Regions from separate parts of the Mus musculus genome. Here all the other regions are linked to region 1. Evidence: chromatin loops called from intact Hi-C (ENCODE). Cell type or tissue: gastrocnemius. All regions are shown on one strand. Links, peaks and the distances in the headings refer to the core of each region. The heading gives the core; the rest is flanking DNA. Region 1 has its middle 9.5 kb from the start of Gm22423. Region 2 has its middle 17 kb from the start of Gm53. Region 3 has its middle 11 kb from the start of Gm53. Region 4 overlaps B4galnt2 (beta-1,4-N-acetyl-galactosaminyl transferase 2).

What was found. Hi-C counts contacts between places; a loop is a spot of excess contacts. Peaks named below come from ENCODE experiments on the same cell type or tissue, not always from the same donor. Only the 100,000 strongest peaks of a DNase experiment are listed, where the experiment ranks them.
Region 2: a loop joins it to region 1, with 8 times the contacts of the local background. A loop is called at or near these places in 27 of 42 quality-filtered maps.
Region 3: it touches region 1 in a loop (4-fold over the local background); 27 of 42 quality-filtered maps call a loop at or near these places.
Region 4: it touches region 1 in a loop (6-fold over the local background); 7 of 42 quality-filtered maps call a loop at or near these places.

What each region holds. Positions count from the first base shown.
Region 1 is chr11:96,090,738-96,095,937 of GRCm38, forward strand. No RefSeq gene overlaps it. Among named protein-coding and RNA genes, the nearest start is that of Gm22423, 9.5 kb to the left of the region's middle. In gastrocnemius, for the core only: CTCF peaks have their summits at 541 (motif pointing left) and 2,776 (motif pointing right); a DNase peak (open chromatin) is centred at 2,813; H3K4me3 peaks cover 460 bases; H3K27ac peaks cover 1,594 bases.
Region 2 is chr11:96,232,519-96,237,718 of GRCm38, forward strand. No RefSeq gene overlaps it. Among named protein-coding and RNA genes, the nearest start is that of Gm53, 17 kb to the right of the region's middle. In gastrocnemius, for the core only: a CTCF peak has its summit at 2,601 (motif pointing left); a DNase peak (open chromatin) is centred at 2,601.
Region 3 is chr11:96,237,984-96,243,183 of GRCm38, forward strand. No RefSeq gene overlaps it. Among named protein-coding and RNA genes, the nearest start is that of Gm53, 11 kb to the right of the region's middle. In gastrocnemius, for the core only: a CTCF peak has its summit at 2,440 (motif pointing left); a DNase peak (open chromatin) is centred at 2,436.
Region 4 is chr11:95,874,196-95,878,195 of GRCm38, forward strand. B4galnt2 (beta-1,4-N-acetyl-galactosaminyl transferase 2) reads right to left here. Exons shown (of 11, transcript NM_008081.3): 6 at 1,903-2,083. Among named protein-coding and RNA genes, the nearest start is that of n-TQttg6, 17 kb to the left of the region's middle. In gastrocnemius, for the core only: a CTCF peak has its summit at 2,291 (motif pointing right); a DNase peak (open chromatin) is centred at 2,310.

The DNA.
Region 1 (5,200 bases), core at 473-4,472:
TCGTGACTTCATAGAGAGAAATGCACCAAACAACCTCTGGTTGGGTTCCAGCTGCTTCTTGCTGCTTCTGTGGACTCGTGCCTATTGGTGGAGCCTTGAAGTTTCTTCCCGATCAAGCTGCCACTGTTGATTCATGGTTGGTGTTTTGCTAGTGGACTGGACTGCTAGCAAGGAAGATTGGAATCACCTTAAAGAATAATTTCTAGGGGTTGGGGGTTTAGTTCAGTGGTAGAGTGCTTGCCTAGCAAGCACAAGGCCCTGGGTTCAGTCCTCAGCTCTGGAAAAAGAAAAAGAAAACAATAATTTCTAAACCTCCATTTGCTATTAACCTTCTTTCCCCTACCTCTGGTGGGTGGTGGGCTAGAAGGGAGGTCAAAGCATTAAAGAGCCATAATTAAAGTAGGTTTTGAAAAATCTAAGCCTACAGAAGGAGCTGGAGAGATGGCTCCATGGTTAAGAGCAGTGACTGCTCTTCCAGAGGATCCAGCACCCACACTGTGGCTCACTAGATCTGAAATTCCAATTGCAGGGTATCTGATGCCCTCTTCTGGCCTCTGAGGGAATCAGGTATAGGTGTGGTGTAGACATCAACTAACACACTCTGTGTGTGTGTGTGTGTGTGTGTGTGTGTGTAACTTGTTTTTATGTATAACTTTTTTTTTTTTTTAGATAAGGTTTCTCTGCGTAACCCTGGCTGTCCTGGAACTTGTAGAGCAGACTTGTCTCGATTTTCAGAGATCCACCTGTCTCTGCCTCCTAAACTATGGGATTAAAGGCCTGTACCACTTCAACAGACTTTATGTGTATTTTTATTACAGTATGTGTATGGGAAGTTTTGCCTACATAAAGTGTATGCATTACATGCATGTCTGGTGTCTGAGGAGGCCATGAAAGAGCATTGGGTTCCCTGGGACCCTGGGACTTGAGCAACAGTGGTTAGAGCTGCCAGGTGATTGCTGGGAGTCAAACAGGGTCCTCTGGAAAAGCAGCCAGAGAGCTACTGAGCCTCTTTCTGGTTTTTTTTTTTTGTTTGTTAAAGATTTTATTTATTTATTTATTTATTTATTTATTTATTTATTTATTATACATAAGTACACTGTAGCTGTCCTCAGACACACCGGAAGAGGGCATTGGATCTCATTACAGATGGTTGTGAGCCGCCATGTGGTTGCTGGGAATTGAACTCAGAACCTCTGGAAGAGCAGTCAGTGCTCTTAACCGCTGAGCCATCTCTCCAGCCCCCATTTGTTTTTTAATTAACCCCATTCAGCACTCAGCAAAGAGCCATAGGCATGGTGACTGTTCAGATTCCAACCCAGGACAAGTGGTGGAGGCACCTGTTTAATAGATCAATGTGGACCTGGGCCTCCAGGTTCTCCCAGCATCCCTCAGTGCTTACCTGTTAGAGGGTAGGGCTGACATACTCTGCCCTCTGAACTTACTAGCCCAGGGAAGAGCCCCTCCCCCACAGGCTCTTCCCTACACAATCCAGACATTTTGGTTGTCTACCTTCTTTTGCTCCTTTTGTACTTCTGGCTGTTGTACTTGGTTTTGCTCCCTCCCTCCTCCTCTTTTCACATGGTTTAGCATCATGAGAGTCTGGACTCTCCCAGATGTGCCTGCCTCTAGCTATGCTCTCCCATGTATCTATAAACTCCTCCATCACTTCTAGGAGCAGTCATGTCCATTCCTTTCCTTTTTCTTTTTTAAAAAATATTTATTTATTTATTATATGTAAGTACACTGTAGCTGTCTTCAGACACTCCAGAAGAGAGCATCAGATTTCGTTACAGATGGTTGTGAGCTACCATGTGGTTGCTGGGATTTGAACTCAGAACCTTTGGAAGAGCAGTCGGTGCTCTTAACCGCTGAGCCATCTCACCAGCCCCCCTTTCCTTTTTCTTTCTTTTATTTTTCATTCAACAATGGTCCCTCCTTCTGGTCTGCATTATTCTTTCACTCAGAGAGCTGCCTGCAGCTTCTAGCATGGCCATCTATACAACAAACAAATACGATTCCATGTAGTGTTTGCCATTTGTTCTTTTGAGCATGCTTACTTTTTAAGCTGCTCAAGGGTAGGTTTGTTGCCTGTTGTACACAGCGTGCTTAAAATAGCCTCTGGCACAGGCGAGATGCTCACTCAGCAAATACCAACTGAATGAACAAATTCATGCCCTCACTCTAAGGATTAAGATCCTGCCGCTTTGTAATCAGCACTCTGACTTTATCCTTGGGCACAACAGAAGTTCTGTTGGGTGGATTTCCTCATTACATGGCCCTCCCTTCCCTGCTAGGTGTGTCTTGCTGTGAACTACTAGGTATGTCTATCCTCACAGGCCCTTGCAAGTCTGACATTCTGTAGAGGTGTTCCTCTCACCCAGAATAGCTTTTCTCTGCAGCCTGGAAATGTCACAGACACCCTTTGAGGCCTAGATTGAGCGCTAATAGCCCTGAGATGCCTACTCCGGATACCTGAGACATTTGGTTTTCCCTGGTGCAGCCCAGCAGCCATAGCAATGAACTGTACCGAAGTGCCTATTTAAGTGTCTTAGACCTCATGTGCACTGACAGCTCTTGCAGAGGTCCTGAGTACAGTTCCCAGCAACCACATGGTGGCTCACAACCATGTGTAATGGGATCTGATGCCCTCTTCTGGTGTGTCTGATGTGAAGATGTTGACAGTGTACTTACATAAAATAAATAAATCTTAAAAACAAACAAATACAAAACAAGTAACCGAGGCATGCAGGAGGATCTCAACTTCCCCACTTGTACCTTCCTGGAGCAACCTCTAGAGGGCAGCCTCATACCGTGCTTGCCTTTCCTACTATAGTCCCTCTGGATGGATGGATGGTTGCATGAATTGGTGGGTGGATGGGTGGGCAGATGAATGGACACGTCAGTGGGGTGGGTACAGTCCACTTGGGTTTGGGGGTTAGCAAATTCTGGGAATAGAATCTAACCCAGCTACCTTAGCAATGGCAAGACCTACTCCTTGACTTCATAGTTTTAGGTTTGGGGACCATGATTGAAACCTGGAAAAAGTTATTGATTTCAAAATAAAAAGAAAGGGGCTGGTGAGATGGCTCAGTGGGTTAGAGCACCCGACTGCTCTTCTGAAGGTCCAGAGTTCAAATCCCAGTAACCACATGGTGGCTCACAACCATTCGTAACGAGATCTGACTCCCTCTTCTGGTGTGTCTGAAGACAGCTACAATGTACTTACATATAATAAATAAATAAATCTTTTTTTAAAAAATGAAAAGAAAGAAAGAAAGAAAGAAAGAAAGAAAGAAAGAAAGAGAGGGAAAAAAGTCACATTATAGAATTAAACAAAGATTAAACAAATAACTCTACTACATTATCCAGTCAGCTAAAATTCAATGTGTGTGAAGCTTGTGTTTAAGCTACATTGCACATGGGATGTGAGTGTGTCTTACTTATTTAGAAGTGTCAAGCCGCTGGGCGGTGGTGGCCCACGCCTTTAATCCCAGCACTTGGGAGGCAGAGGTAGGTGGATTTCTGAGTTCCAGGCCAGCCTGGTCTACAAAGTGAGTTCCAGGCCAGCCAGGGCTACACAGAGAAACCCAGCTGATCAGTGAACTGGTTGGTCTCAGTGAGAAAACGTTTCTCAAAACATCAGGTGAAGAGTCCCTGGAGTCGGCTCAGTGGGTACCACGCTTCCCATAAAAGCACAAGGACTGGACTCTGGATTCCTGCATCCATGGAAATGCCAGATGGATTCTGGAGTCCACCTCTAATCCTAGTGCTTAGAAGTACAGATGGAAGCCGGGCGTGGTGGCGCATGCCTTTAATCCCAGCACTCGGGAGGCAGAGGCAGGTGAATTTCTGAGTTCGAGGCCAGCCTGGTCTACAGAGTGAGCTCCAGGACAGCCAGGGCTACACAGAGAAACCCTGTCTCGAAAAACAAAACAAAACAAAACAAAAAAGTACAGATGGGGATCCCTGGATCAAATCAGCTTGCTAGAGTAGCCAATTGGCAAGATCTGGGTTCACCACACACACACACACACACACACACACACACACACTTAAAAAGAGCAGAATCAGACTGAATAGGGGAGAGAAAAATACATGGCCTGTCCTTCAAGCCTTTCAGCACCCACTGGGCATCACCACCTCTACTTTACATGAGAAATGACTGGCATTCCCATGAGGGTCCTAAGATGGCCACTGTGGATCTGCCCTTGTGTCAAACCCTTTGCCGGTATTATTTTTTGCTTTGTCTTCTTGGTAACCCTCAGAATCAATATGGCTTCTCCTTCCAGAGAAGGACACTTAAGTGCAGACAGACTAAGTAAATGAAGAAATGGGAGTCAGGATTCAGGGCTATCTGACTTCAAAGCCAGAGCTCCCAGCTCAGCATAATATCCTCTTTCTTTCTTTTTTTAAAGGTTTATTTTATGCATAGTATGCACGTCCCCTGGATCCAGAGTTATAGACAGTTGTGAGCTGCCATGTGGGTGCTGGGAATCGAACCCTGGTCCTCTAGAGGAACAGCCAGTGCTCCCAACCACTGAGCCATCTCTCCAGCCCCCAACACCCTCTTTCTAAGTGGCCTGCCCAGTTGCATTTACTGGATGCTTATAAGACGCATGCTAGAGGCTGGTGTGAGGTGCACACTTGCAATCTTAGTACTGGGGTGATGGTGGCACAGAAGCAAGAGGACCTCAGTATAGACCCTGCCCTTCCTCCAAGAAAAGAGCACAAAAGAAAAGAAACAGTAGTCACACAGAAACTGGGCAGAGTGGCACACTGTGTATCCTGTTATCCAGAGCCAATAGGGGTTAGTTCAAGGTTATTCTTGGCTACAGAGTGCGTACAAAGCCAGTCTGCAATTCCTGTAAACCTTTCTGGAAACACATACAAAACCAAACCTGGCTAAGAACCAGTGGCTGGGAAGGTCAAGACACTGCTACATTTTTTATTTTTTATTTTTATTTTATTTATTTATTTATTTTTAATTAGGTATTTTCCTCGTTTACATTTTCAATGCTATCCCAAAGGTCCCCCATACCCACCCCCCCAATCCCCTACCCACCCACTCCCCCTTTTTGGCCCTGGCGTTCCCCTGTACTGGGGCATATAAAGTTTGCAAGTCCAATGGGCCTCTCTTTGCAGTGATGGTCGACTAGGCCATCTTTTGAAACATATGCAGCTAGAGACAAGAGCTCCGGGG
Region 2 (5,200 bases), core at 686-4,685, 140 kb after region 1:
TCCACAGGAGAGCATTCTTAGAATGTTTGACACCACCTGCCCACTGCATTCTCAGATTCCAGTGTTACCACAACCATCCTTCCACCATATCCTATACTCAATGCCATAAGCCACTGTGATGATTTGTATGTGCTTGGCCCAGGGTGTGGCCTTGTAGGAATAGGTGTGCCACTGTTTGTGTGGGCTTTAAGACCCTCCTCCTAGCTGCCTGGAAGCCAGTCTTCTCCTAGCAGCCTTCAGATGAAAAAGTAGAACTCTCAGCTCCTCCTGCACTATGCCTGCCTTGATGATGATGGGCTGAACCTCTGAATCTGTAAGCCAGCCCCAATTAAATGCTGTCCTTTATAAGACTTGCCATGGTCATGGTGTCTGTCCACAGCAGTAAAACCGACTAAGACAGCCACTTGGGTGAGTCATTAAGCTGGTTTACTCAGTTTATCTTGTGAACATAATAATAAAAAAAAAAAGACTTATTAAATCCATGTGATTTGGACAATGAAAAGGTAGTGGGAGCTTTGGGAGATACAATAAAGTCTTTTAATTAAACTAGACAATGGCCATTAGATCAGCAATTAGTGCCACTTGCTTTGCAAATGAATAGTTAGCGTGAAATATTACTAATAATATCACTTATAATTATTACTACTAATAATATATACCAAATATATTACTAGTAGTACTAATATTCATATTAGTATTTCCTCTCTTCTCTTCCTCCTCCCCTTCCTCCTCTTCTCCTCTGCTTCCTCCTTTCTTTCTCTCCCTCCCTCCTCTAATTCTGGGGATGGCATCCAGAGCCTCACACACATTAAACAAGTATTCTGCCACTGAGTCACCCATCCCTTATAACCTATTGCAGCAAATGCAGGAAGTGTAGAAACTTATTCTTCATTCTTGCTGCACAACCACTATTACCAATCAGGAGCCGTGCAGAGCTGTGCACAGTGAACAAGATCGGTGGAGTGTCCGCTCTTCAGGAGCTTGGATCCTAGTGCAGCAGCTTCATGTCATAGACCACTGGCAACTGGAAAGTGTCTTGCCCGCTTCCTCACACAGGGAGGAAGGGAACATCCACTAGAATTCAGGTCAAACTGTCAGAGAGAATAAATAATGAGTTCTTGGGTCTGGAGGGGTGCGACATTTAAGAGCACCTGTTGCTCTTCTAGAGGACCCAGGTTCAGATCCCTGGTGGCTAGCAGTTGTCTGTAACTCTGGTTCCCAGGGTTCTGACACCCACTTCTGGCCTCTGAGGGCAGTGTATGCAAACAGTGCATATACATGCGTGCAAGGAAAATACCCATAATGCACGAGATAAATATAAATCACTCTTTTAAAAGTCAATCTTGAGGGGAGGGGATGGGATAGGGAGTTTCCGGAGGGGAAACTGGGAAAGGGATAACATTTGAAATGTAAGCCGGGCGTGGTGGCGCATGCCTTTAATCCCAGCACTTGGGAGGCAGAGGCAGGCGGATTTCTGAGTTCTTGGCCAGCCTGGTCTACAAAGTGAGTTCCAGGACAGCCAGAGCTATACAGAGAAACCCTGTCTCAAAAAACCAAAACAAACAAACAAACATTTGAAATGTAAATAAAGAAAATATCCAATAAAAGAAGAAAAGAAAAACACCCCAAAAAAACAAAACAAAAACAAATCAATTTTCTTTTTTTTTTTTTTTTTTAAATTTATTTATTATTATATGTAAGTACACTGTAGCTGTCTTCAGACACACCAGAAGAGGGAGTCAGATCTTGTTAAAGGTGGTTGTGAGCCACCATGTGGTTGCTGGGATTTGAACTCTGGACCTTCGGAAGAGCAGTCGGGTGCTCTTACCCGCTGAGCCATCTCACCAGCCCCCAACAAATCAATTTTCATGTTTTCATGTTCACTGTGTGTCTGCAAGGGATGATAGCATGGTGGAAGGGGAGAGACCTGGATCCTGTTCAGAGTCCTGGTTTATTTAGCTTTCCCAGTCTCATCTTAAGTCTTGAGATGATAATAGCAAGAACTATGTAAATTCTCACCCATGGTACAATAACCATTCTTACTATCCTTAGCTGGTTTTTAAAGAGAAACTTGGCCCCAGATTTGGGTGGCGAATGCCTTCAATTCCAGTACTCAGGAGGCAGAGGCAGGCAGATCTTTGTGAGTCCCCAGGGCAGCCAGAGCTACATAGTGAGCTGTAGGACAGCTACATAGTGACACACTGTTACAGACAGACAGACAAACAAACAAACAAACAAACAAATAAAAAAGATGAGAAACTTGAGCCAGAGATGAAAAGTTACTTTCTCGAGATGGCAAAGTGATGGTTGGCACAACAGAAACTTTAACCCAAATCTACCAATTCCACTTCATGTTCTTGGTCCAGTTTCCCACCACAGCCTAGCATGAGACCCAAGAGTAATTACTTGTAATTACAGAAAAGTGTGCTCCCAAAAGGATGCAGGCACCTTAACCTTTCGAGGATAGCCTGACAGGATCAGGAAAAGTGTGGCATCTTGGGAGGTGAGGTCCCCGGTAAGAAAGACTCAGTAAAAGCAACCCGATGCAGCATCTGGCTACTAACAGGTTCACCCGCGGCCACACAGTGACCCCTGCCGGCCGCGAGAGGAAAAGCGGCTCCCAGCCTGGAACCACCGTGACCACATCCACAGCATCCACAGCAGCCACAGCATCCACAGCAGCCACAGCAGCCACAGCAGCCACAGCAGCCACAGCATCCACAGTTACTCTTCTGAAGATCTGAAGACCTCGGTTCCCGCTGGGCACCAGAAGAAGGCCAGAGCTGAGAGCTCTTCGCCATGGTCCTCACCCGAGCACCCCCCAGACCTCCCCTTGCCTCTGTCCTTATCTTGTTGAGGCTAACTGCTCCCGCTCCACACCAGGTGCTGCCAACTGGGAAGGGCAAGGGAGCTTCCAGGGCAGAATCCCAGCCTTAGCGTGGATGAACAGAGGTGACGAAATGTCAAGTTCTTTCTCACCTCCAGACCCCCGAGTCCCGCCAGGGTCTGGGTCTGAAAGGCTTAAGTCTGCAGCGCCAGCGTCCTGAGGACCTGCTTTTTCCTGTTTTCTCTTCTTTTCTCGACCAGAAAAACTGGTTCAAATGACTGGAAGGCTGGTATTCTTATCTTTTAAACTAGTATTCTTATCTTTTAAACTATGGTGCTAGCTATGTCCAGTTCTTCGCTGCCAACTGTAAGCTAAACACAGAAAATGGAAGAAAATGGTATTTCTCAAAATGACTATATATATATGTCTTTATATAAAAGAAGTTCTGGAGGAGACTGGGCTTGCAGCTTAGTAAAGTGCTTACCCATTGCACATAAGGTTCTGTCCCAGGAACCCCACAAAAGCAGCTATTATGATGCACACCTGTAGGTTATCCCATGATCCTGACCCCAGGAGCTAGAGGCAGGAAGGAGGGTCCGAAGTTCCTAGTCGTCTTCTGTCAGAGTGAGTTCAAAGCTAACCCAAAGTACATGAGACCCTGAAGTGGAGGATGGGAAAAAAGGAAGAAGGGAGGGAGGAGGGAGGGTGAGAAGGGGGGAGAGAGAGGGAGAGAGGGATGGATGGAGGGAGGGAGAGAGAGAGAGAGAGAGGGAGAGAGAGAGAGAGAGAGAGAGAGAGAGAGAGAGAGAGAGAGAGAGAGACTTGGAGGGCAGGAAACTATTTACATTTCAGCCTAAACATGGGAAAGTGTGAATGACAAACTCTGTGGACATTCAGGGAACAAGTTGGGATACATTCTAGGGCCTTGTGTAATAACTCCAAATCAGTAAATAACAGAAAACAGCCCACTAGCAATTTAGAGATGTGGGAGGGAAAGGGTCCTTAGCATCCTGTGTAGGTTGCGACCCACCTTTAATCCCAGCACTCCAGAGACAAAGGCCAGTGGATCTCTGAGTTCGAGGTCAGCCTGGTGTGTAGAGATAGTTCCAAGACATTCAAGGCTACAGAGAAACCTTGTCTTGGAAAGCAAACAAACAAGTCGGGCATGGTGGTGCATGCCATTAATCCCAGCACTCGGGAAGCAGAGGCAGGTGGGTTTCTGAGTTCGATGCCAGCCTGGTCTACAAAGTGAGTTCCAGGACAGCCAGGGCTACACAGAGAAACCCTGTCTTGAAAAACCAACCAATTGAAAAACCAACCAACCAAACAAAAAACAAACAAAACAAAGGCACAAGAGCTTTACATTTATTTTAATCTTTAATATGGATATTGACCATAAATGCATTAAAACATAAAGCATAAATAAAAGCTAGGTGGTTTTCTCAATAATTATAAGTACAACAAAGTTTGGAGAACCACAACAACAAAACCTGCAACGTATGTATATGTAAGTGGAGTGTATGTACATATTCAAAAGCATGTGTGGGTACACCTGATGAGTATGTGTGCATGTGTATATCAGACTGACCTGGGGTATATCCCTCAAGCATTCTCTACCTTATGTATTAGGGCAGAGGCCTTCATCTGAAGCTGCTGGCTTAGGAGAGTCCTTGTCTCTACTTCCCAAATGCTGGAATTACAGGAGAGCAGTCACACCTGCTCAGCCCTTACTCTTTTAGTCTTTATATATATATATATATATATATATATATATATATATATATATATATATATATACATATATGACTTATTTATTTTATTTATGTGAGTACCCTGTAGCTGTCTTCAGACACACCAGAAGAGGGCATCAGGTCTTATTGCAGATGGTTGTGAGCCACCTTGTGGTTGCTGAGAATTGAACTCAGGACCTCTGGAAGAGCAGTCAATGCTCTTAACCGCTGAGCCATCTCTCCAGCCCCTCTTTTGTAGTCTTTACCCACAAACCCATCTCCCCAGCCATATGAGAAGGGAGAGCTAGAGGTGAGGAAAACAGCAACATTTTCCCCTGCTTTTTTTCTTATTGAAATTTAATTCACAGCCCACCTTGGCTGTCCTGGAACAAGCTCTGTGTGGTCCTGGTTGGCTTCAAACTCACAGAGATATGCTGGCTTCTGCCTTGGGAGTGCTGAGATTTAAGGGTGTGCCCCCCCCCCTGCTCCTGTGTTGCTTTTTGACCAAAATGCTGTGTAGCTTAGACTGGTTTCAAACTCACCACCCTCCTTTCAGTCTCCCAAGTCCTGGGGTTACAAGCATGTGCTACACAGCTAGATTAAATTCCAAAATATTCTCACCATCCAAAAAAGAAATCCCACA
Region 3 (5,200 bases), core at 393-4,392, 150 kb after region 1:
TATGCCACACAGCATCCGTGGAAGTCAGAGGACAGTTTGCAGGAGTTGGATCTCTCCCTTCATCACATGAGTCTTGGAGATGGAAATCAAATCATCTTCCTCGGTAGCAGACACTTTTATCCACTGAGCCATCTCCCTGGTCCTCCATTCCTTTTTGCAACAGAGTAATACTCCATTGTCTGGACATGTCATATTTTGTTTATCCACTAATCACTTGGGCTCTTCACATCTTTAGATTATATATTTATATATAAAGCTGCTATGAATGTCCACATACAACTTCTAGAAAGATTTATTTAAATTTTTTTATTTGTGTGTGGGGAGGGGTGTAGGTGTGTGTGCCATATGTGCAGAAGCTGTTGGAGGACAGAGGAGGGCATTAGAGTCCTCCGAGCTATCATTGGAGTGGGTTACAAGCCGTCTGACACAGGTGCTGGGACCCAAACTTCTGTGGAAGAGCAGCAGGTGCTCTTAACCGGAAAGTGATCTCTGCATCTTCATTCGCAGCTTTCCATTCTCCTGGGCGCCTAGGAGTGACATGCTTATGTTTTTTGTAAGATTTCTAGACAAGGCCTTGCAATGTTTTTCTGATTGTCTCCTTGCCTCTGAAGTGGAGTGCACCACCTTTCTCAGCTTCTGCCGAGTGAAGGGTGACAGGCACAGCCACACAGTGACTCCTCCACTTTGTATCCTTGCTGAGGCCATTTTAGACCTGACTAGAATTTGACGTCCTTGATGAGAAGTCCCATGGAAAATTACCCAGCTCTTTTCTAGGAACCAAGATCATGAAGCCAGCGAAATGTACCTTAATGTCTGTCAATCTACCTGGTTGTGCATGACTCCCTCCCGACAGCTGCCAATCCAGAGCCCAGGATCTGGCATTTCCTTCAAAAACCCCTTGCTCTGGACACTTGGTGCTACGCTTCTTGGATCCTGAATACTCAAACGAGTCCCAACCAGCCGTGATAAAGGCTTCCAGTTGGCTATGCTGTGTCTGAGTGGTCGTCTCTGGGAGGTTCCCTGTAGTAGAAGTGCCTGGACGTACACCTTTTAAATCCTGGTGAAATCTTTCCGTCACATGCTTGTTCTTGACAGCCCGCATGTCGAGGAACCCGCTGACTAATTCAAGGCTCTGAAGGTTTGTGCCTGTGCTTTCTTGTCAGAGTTTCATGGTTTTGTTCCTTACATTTGGAATGTTGATCCATTTTGAGCTAACTTTTGTAGATGACAGGAGAATGGAACCCAAATTCATTCTCATATAAATAGTCGAGTTCCCCAGCACCATTTGTTGGGAAAACAAACAAACAAAACTTCATTGAGGCTGGGTAGTGGTGGCACACGCCTTTAATCCCAGCACTCGGGAGGCAGAGGCAGTCGGATTTCTGAGTTCGAGTTCGAGGCCAGCCTAGTCTACAGAGTGAGTTCCAGGACAGCCAGGGCTACACAGAGAAACCCTGTCTTGAAAAAACAAAAACAAAAACAAAAAAACCTTCATTGAATGGTTTTGACACTCTGACCATAGACTTTAGATTCACTCCCAGACTCTCAGTTCTACTCCGTGTATCTCCATGTCCGTCCTGATACCAGGGCCACACTACCTTGACATTGTTTGGGAATGGGCCGTGTGAACTTTCCAACTTTGTCCTTTCTCTAGAAAGGCAGCAGGTAAGGCTAGTGTGGTGGTACATACCTTTCATCCCAGTTCTTAAGAGGTAGAGGCAGGCAGATCTCTGTGAGTTTGAGGCCAACTTGGTCTACATAGTAAATTCCAGGACCACTAGGGCTACATAGTAAGACCCTGTTTCAAAATTAAAAAAAGAAAGAAAGAAGAGAAAAGGACAAAAAACAGTTAGAAAATATTGGCCTTAACACTAACTTTTTTCTTTTCTTTCAATACCATGAGTATGTAATTGTTTCTTGTATTAATCCCTCCACTGCTCTGTGTTAAAATCTTTGTGCTAGATGTGTATTGCAATTAAATGTCTCCAACGAATTAACGAGCTATAAATACAGGAGAGAATCTTTCACTTGCTATATTGTGAGCTGTTATTGTTTTAAGCATGAAAACTGAAAAGGATCTTTTGAAGTTGCTACATTATCTGGGTCCAAAATCTGTCCTGTCTTCCCTAATGAAATGATTTGGGGCCAGTAACAATGTCTCCAGTTCCCAAGCAGTAGGACCGGGAAGAACATTAGCTTCCTGGGGCTGTTGTGAGACTGGGTCTCTGTGGTGGGTCCTAGGTCAAGTCCAGCAGAAAGCAAGGTAGGACAGTCTGAAGCACACCTTTCTGCCCTGTTCAACCTCATTCTGTTACCTCCTGTTCCTAGAGTCCTGTTTCTGGACCAAAGCAGCAGCTACGTGGCAGCTCATGGGATCCAAAACAAGTTTTCTAACAATCCCTTGACTTCGAGCTGGCAGGGCTTTCTGAGCGCCGAGCACCCTCTAGTGTCTGTCTAGGGTAACGCCGGCAAACAGGAAACCATCTGAAAGATCCACATTCCTGACAGAACTTTTTCCTTATCTTAGTCCAGCTTAGAGTTAAACTGCCTTCTGGTCTCCACCGAAATCTATATATGTATATGTATATGTATATGTATATGTATATGTATATGTATATGTATATGTATATGTATATGTATATGTATATGTATATGTATATGTATATGTATATTGTAGATGTAGATGTAGATGTAGATGTAGATGTAGATGTAGATGTAGATAAACATGTACATCTACATCTATATCCATACACACACACACACACACATTTCATGTAGAAATTAAGAAACTGGACTAAGGTCGGGCGTGGTGGAGCATGCCTTTAATCCCAGCACTCGGGAGGCAGAGGCAGGTGGATTTCTGAGTTCGAGGCCAGCCTGGTCTACAAAGTGAGTTCCAGGACAGCCAGGGCTACACAGAGAAACCCTGTCTCGAAAAAACCAAAAGAAAAAAAAGAAACTGGGCTAAGAAGATATGGCCAAGTTTTGCAGGCACAAAGTCTTGGGTTCAATCCCCAGAACTGCACAAACCCCATTCCTGTAATCGCAGCTCTGAGTAACAGACGCAGAAACCGGAAGTTCAAGGGCATCCTTGACTATGAATTTGAGCCTAGTCTGGAGTACATGAGACATTTTCTCAAAACAACAGGAGAACTTGAGAGGAGGAGAAGGAGGAGGAGGAGGAGGAGGAGGAGGAGGAGGAGGAGGAGGAGGAGGAGGAGGAGGAGGAGGAGGAGAGGCAGTTGTTGGGAGAGCCTGTTAGAGAAAGAGGTAGAATTCCACTTATGTAGTCATAAATTCTTTGGTCTATTGTCAAGGAAACAACACGGTGAGAGACTAAGACAGCACTAATCAAATTTCTCCTGAAAACTTGGGAAAAAATTTTAATTGGGGTAAATTCACCAGATTTATTTCAAAGCCTAAAGTATGGAATGATAATGGGTCTTTCCAGGTTTATTGTAAAAGAAATAAAAAGAAACTACCAGGGTTCTAAAGTGGTAGTTTTGAATCAATGCCGAATTCAAATTAACCGGAAAAAAAATAATTAAAAAAAAAACCTAAAGTAAGATAGTGGGTTGTTAGCATTTTAAATATTGAAATATAGGGTCTGGAGAGATATGGGTCAGTGGTTAAGAGTGCTTATTAAGACAGGCAGTCGTGGTGCATGACTTGAATCCTAGCACTGGGGGGGCAGAGGCAGGTGGATCACTGAGTTTGAGGCCAGCCTGGTCTACAAAGTGAATTCCAGGACATCAAGGCAACACAGAGAAACCCTGCTTCAAAAAATAAAACAAGGGGTTGGAGAGATGGCTCAGCGGTTAAGAGCACTGACTGCTCTTCCAGAGGTCCTGAGTTCAATTCCCAGCAACCACATGGTGGCTCACAATCATCTGTAATGGGATCCAATACCCTTTTCTGGTGTGTCTGAAAAGAGCAACAGTGAACTCACATATGTAAAATAAGTAAATAAAAAAGACTAATAAAAACAAAAACAAAAGACAAGTTCTGCTCCCAGCACTCACATCAGGTGGCTCACAACAGACAAAGTCAAGGGCTACAATGCTGCCTTCTGAACTCTGCAGGCCCCTGCACTCATATGAGCTCGCTGTCATTTATACTCGTAACTCTAAAATAAAAAATAACTTTAAAAAATTGAGACCCAGGGGCTGGCAAGATGGCTCAGCAGGTAAGAGCACTGACTGCTCTTCCAAAGGTCCTGAGTTCAAGTGCCAGCAACAATATGGTGGGCTCACAGCTACCTGTAATGAGACCTGACACCCTCTTCTGGTGTGTCTGAAGTCAGCTACAGTGTACTTATATGTAATTATAAATAAATCTTAAAAAAAAATATTGAGACCCAGCCAGGTGGTGGTGGCACACACCTTTAATCCTTTGGAAGAGCGAGGCAAGTGAATCTGAGTTTGAGGCCAGCCTGGTTTACAGAGTGAGTTCCAGGACAGCCAGGGCTGGCTACACAGAAAAACACTGTCTCAAAAAAACAAAAACAAAAGTTGATACACGTCAGAGCAGCAAATGATACTAAAATACACAGTAACAATACTCTGGTTACTCTGTCACCCAATCTGTCTTTTTCTTTTCTTCCTCAAATAGTTCTTCCCACGTCTACAACCCATCCCACTGGTGATGTGGCTTCTCGGGATACTTCTGAGGGCTACAATTAAGCTCACAGCACCAAGCAAACACTGTCCCCTGCATCTTTTCTCTGAGCTAGGGTGAGAGGCAGGCTTGTCAGGTTTCCTACCTCAGCACAAGGCTCCAGGCTTTTGGAGGCTGATGATCAGCCTGGGGAACTGCTAACTTTCTGGCCTGTCACTCTCCCATGTTGTACACCAGCATAGGAGACTTCTCAGCTCATCTTTTATCTACAAGCCAGGTTGTGCTGGTTTGTTTGTTTGTTTATTTGTTTGTTTATGTCAACTTGACACATGCTGGGGTCACCAGGGAAGAGGGAGCTTGGACCGAGAAAATGCCTCCTCCTTCAGATTGGCCCGTGGTCACCTTTGTGGGACATTTTCTTGATTAATGATTGATGTGGAAAGGCCCGGCTTTCTGTGGGCCATGCCCTTCCTGGACAGGTGGTCCTTGTATTATAAGATCCTTGTATAAGAGAGCAAGCTGACTTCATGGCTCCTGCCCTGCTTGAGTTCCTGCCTTGGCTCCCCTCAATGATGGCTGTGAG
Region 4 (4,000 bases), core at 1-4,000, 220 kb before region 1:
ATGACTCCAATGACAAGACCAGGACAGTAGTACCCACTGTACCTTAGAACACAGGCTCATTTTCTGAAGGGAAATGCCTTAAAATCTGAAGGTGGAGAGGATGCTTACTATAGCTATGAAGGATAACCTAGGACCGCTAGCCTCTGATTCCACCTCCCAAGTGCTAGGGTCTTAGGCATAGCACTCCCATGCCCAATTTCATATGATGCTGGGTCTCGAACCCATGGCTCTGTGCATTGCTAGGCAAGTACTCTACCAGCCAAGCTGAACTTTCATTTGTGCATATTACATTTCTTCCCCCCCCCCCCCCGTTGCTGTGCCGTGGAGCAACTCACAAAGGAAAAGACAAAAAGTGAGGGTGGTAAGATTTGTCCTCCCAGGAGTTTCTGTAATGGGTGTGGGGGGGTTGGAAAGACAAGTTCATATCCTTGAAACTGGCCACATTCTCTCTCTGCAGGAATGCTCACGAGATATTGATGCACACACTGGTTAGGCAAGAGTCGCCACCTCAACAGAAGCTGAAGCAGCTTTAAAAGTTCCAGAGGGGTCGTCAAAGTGGCTCAGCAGGTAAAGGGGCTTGCTGCTAAACCCAATGGCCTGAGTTTGATCCCTGGGATTCATGTGGTAGGAGAGAACAAACCCCTCCAAGGTGACTTCTGACTTCCATATGACTACTGTGAAATGTTCATGCCCCCCCCCCACTAATAAAATAAGTGAAATAAATAGCTGCAGAGAACAGCTAACAGGACTGGATAAGGCCAGCCAAACATAGTGATGTATGGCTGTGATTTCGACATTATGGAGCCTGAGGCATAGGAATTGAGAATTTGAGGCCAGCCTGAGACACATACAAGATCCTGCCTCAACAAATGGATGAACTTATAAACAAACAAAAAAATAACAGAGTGCGGGGTGTACACACCTGTAACCCCAAAGCTTGAGAGAAGAAAGGGGGAATCTGGAGCTCAAGGCAAGCCAGCCACAAACATGTAAGAGAGTTTGGAAAATCCTGGCTTACGCGAGAGCATCTCAAGAAACAATAAGACTAGGTATGTAACTGGCTTGGCAGCGTGGTTGTCTACCACACAGAAGGGCCTGGATTTGATTCCCAGCACCACATAAACTGTACTTAGAGGTTCATTTGACTGTTATCCCAGTGCATAGGGGGTAGAAACTGGAGACACACAAGTTCAGAGTCTGAAGCTAGCCTGGGCTATCTACGAGCCTGTATCAAGCAAAACAAAACTCCATCAGTAACAGACAGAATGGGATGGTACTGTGGTTTGGATCAGTGTCCCTAAAGGTCGGTATAGTGTAGGCATAAGCCACTGTTGTGACACTAGGAGGTGGATCCCTTAGAAACTAGGATATGATGGGAGGTGTTCAGGTCCCTTTGGGAATGCCTTTAAGGTGACAGTAGGATCAGCCGCTTCCTAGCTGTAAAGTAGGAAGCTTTACCATACTATGCTGCCTCGCCACAAGGGCCGAGTCACCACGGAATGGAGCCTCCAAGGCTGTGAGCCAGAGCCTTTCTTTTTCTATGCTGTCTTGGGTATTGGCCACAGTGGCAGGACACTGGCTTTGTGTTCATGTGTGCAAGGTGAGCAGTGTCAGGGATCTTTCTCAAGTCGCTCTGGGGTCAGTGGCAGTGGGGGACTCTATTGGGTGCAGTAAATAGGCAGGTAATTGTCGAGGCTCAGAAACTGGCACACAGGAAGCATGCTGGGGGAAGGTTTTGAGAGGGCGCACACAGGAAGCATCCTGGGGGAAGGTTTTGAGAGGGCGCACACAGGAAGCGTCCTGGGGGAAGGTTTTGAGAGGGCGCACACAGGAAGCGTCCTGGGGGAAGGTTTTGAGAGGGAGTGATGCTCTTTTCCAGCAGTTTGTGATCAGAAGACAGACCTGTGTCCACCTTGTGGAGATAGTACTCTGTGCTGGTGTACGTCACATGCTGAAGGATGAAATTCAGGACCTTCCGATGTCTGGTGGAAATGGTCAGCTGCCTCTGGCCTCTGCCCTGAACCTCATCATCTGGCACATCAGCAAGGGTGTTCAGTGTCCCCAGAGAAGCTTTCAGGATGACCTAGACATGACATTAGAAGCACACACATATTGTTGTACAGCTGTCAGCCATCCCTATCCATCTCTAGAAGCCCTTTATCCTACCCAATAAAACGTTATTCCCACCTGACTGTAACTCCTTAGTCTCCCATCCTCTAAACCCTGAAAGATTCTAAATGCCACGGATGGAGAAAAATCCATTCACAGGAAAGGCAAGTACTCAGGATGGCCAGCAGGGGGCAGAGCGAGCTAGGACAGGATAAGGCTGGTTGTAAAGGTAATAGATACAGCTACGCCCTTCCCCCACGTTTCCCCTCAAGACCTAAAGACTCATGGATTTAAAGGATTCATTCCTGCAAACATCTCTTTCTCTTTAGGGAACATTGTTCATTGAGACTTCTTCTAGAGCCGAGCAGTGGTGGCGCATACCTTTTATCCCAGTAGTCGGGAGGCAGAGGCAGTCAGATCTCTGTGAGTTCTAGGCCAGCCTGGTCTAAGAGTGAGTTCCAAAACAGTCAGGGCTACACAGAGAAACTCTTGTCATAGAGAGAGAGGGAGAGGGAGAGAGAGAGAGAGAGAGAGAGAGAGAGAGAGAGAGAGAGAGAGAGAGAGAGAGAGAGAGAGATTATTATTTCTCCTCCTCCTTCTTCTCTTTCTCTTCCTCTTCTTCCTCCTCCTCCTCTTTCAACAAGGTCTCTGAGGTCTCACTATGTTGCCCAGAGCAGCCTTGAACTCCAGAGCTGAAAAGATCCTTCTGTCTCCTGCCACACACACTGCCACCCCCCAAATAGCTGGCACAACAGTTATGCCACAACATGGCACTTTGCCTTGCTCCCTGCTGCAGTTGCTACTGACATCTGTCTGTCACTCACTCCTGGTCCTCTACCCTCTGACATCTGAGGGAGTTTTCCAGGCTTTGGATCTGGGTTTTTTTCTCTTATTGGAGTACAACTCCTTGGCTGAGGATTTTATCCATCATCAACTAGGTACCATCACTGTTTAAGTGGTTTTAAAATGTTTATTGTAGCTCAGTTTGGTGGCACATGTCTTTGGTTCCAGCTCTCTGCTGTCTGAGTTTGAAGCTACAGAGCAAATTCTAGGCTGGTCAGGGTGCAGTAGTGAGAGATCTTGTATCAAAAGAGACAAACAAAAAGTTTGTCTCTCTGGGGGCTGGTGAGATGGCTCAGTGGGTAAGAGCACCCGACTGTTCTTCCGAAGGTCCAGGGTTCAAATCCCAGCAACCACATGGTGGCTCACAACCATCCGTAACAAGATCTGACTCCCTCTTCTGGTGTGTCTGAAGATAGCTACAGTGTACTTACTATAATAATAAATAAAGTCTTTTAAAAAAAAGTTTGTCTCTGACTCATCCCACGGCCTTCACCTTGACCCTGTGTGGCAGTTTGGATGGGAACAGCCTCCCAGGGCTCATATATTTGAATTCTTGGTCTGCAGTCGGTGGAACTGTTTGGGAAGGATTAGGAGGTGTAGCCTAGCTGCAGGAAGTGTGTCACTGTGCCAGGCTTTGAGGCTTCAAAAGCTCCACACCCTCGGAAGTCAGAGGCAGGCAGATTTCTGAGTTCGAGGCCAGCCTAGTCTACAGAGTGAGTTCCAGGACAGTCAGGGCTATAAAGAGAAACCCTGTCTCGAAAAACAAAAACAAACAAACAAAAAAAAACAGCTCCTCACCCTCCCCAGTGTGCTCTCTGCCTCTTGCTTTTAAGATGCAGCACTCATGCCGGGTGTGGTGGCGCTCGCCTTTAATACCAGCACTCGGGAGGCAGAGGCAGGCAGATTTCTGAGTTAGAGTCCAGCTTGGTCTACAAAGTGAGTTCCAGGACAGCCAGGGCTATACAAAAAACCCTGTCCTGAAAAACAAACAAATAAAAACAAAAAACAAACAAACAAAAAAGATGCAGCACTCAGCTGTTCCTGCCAC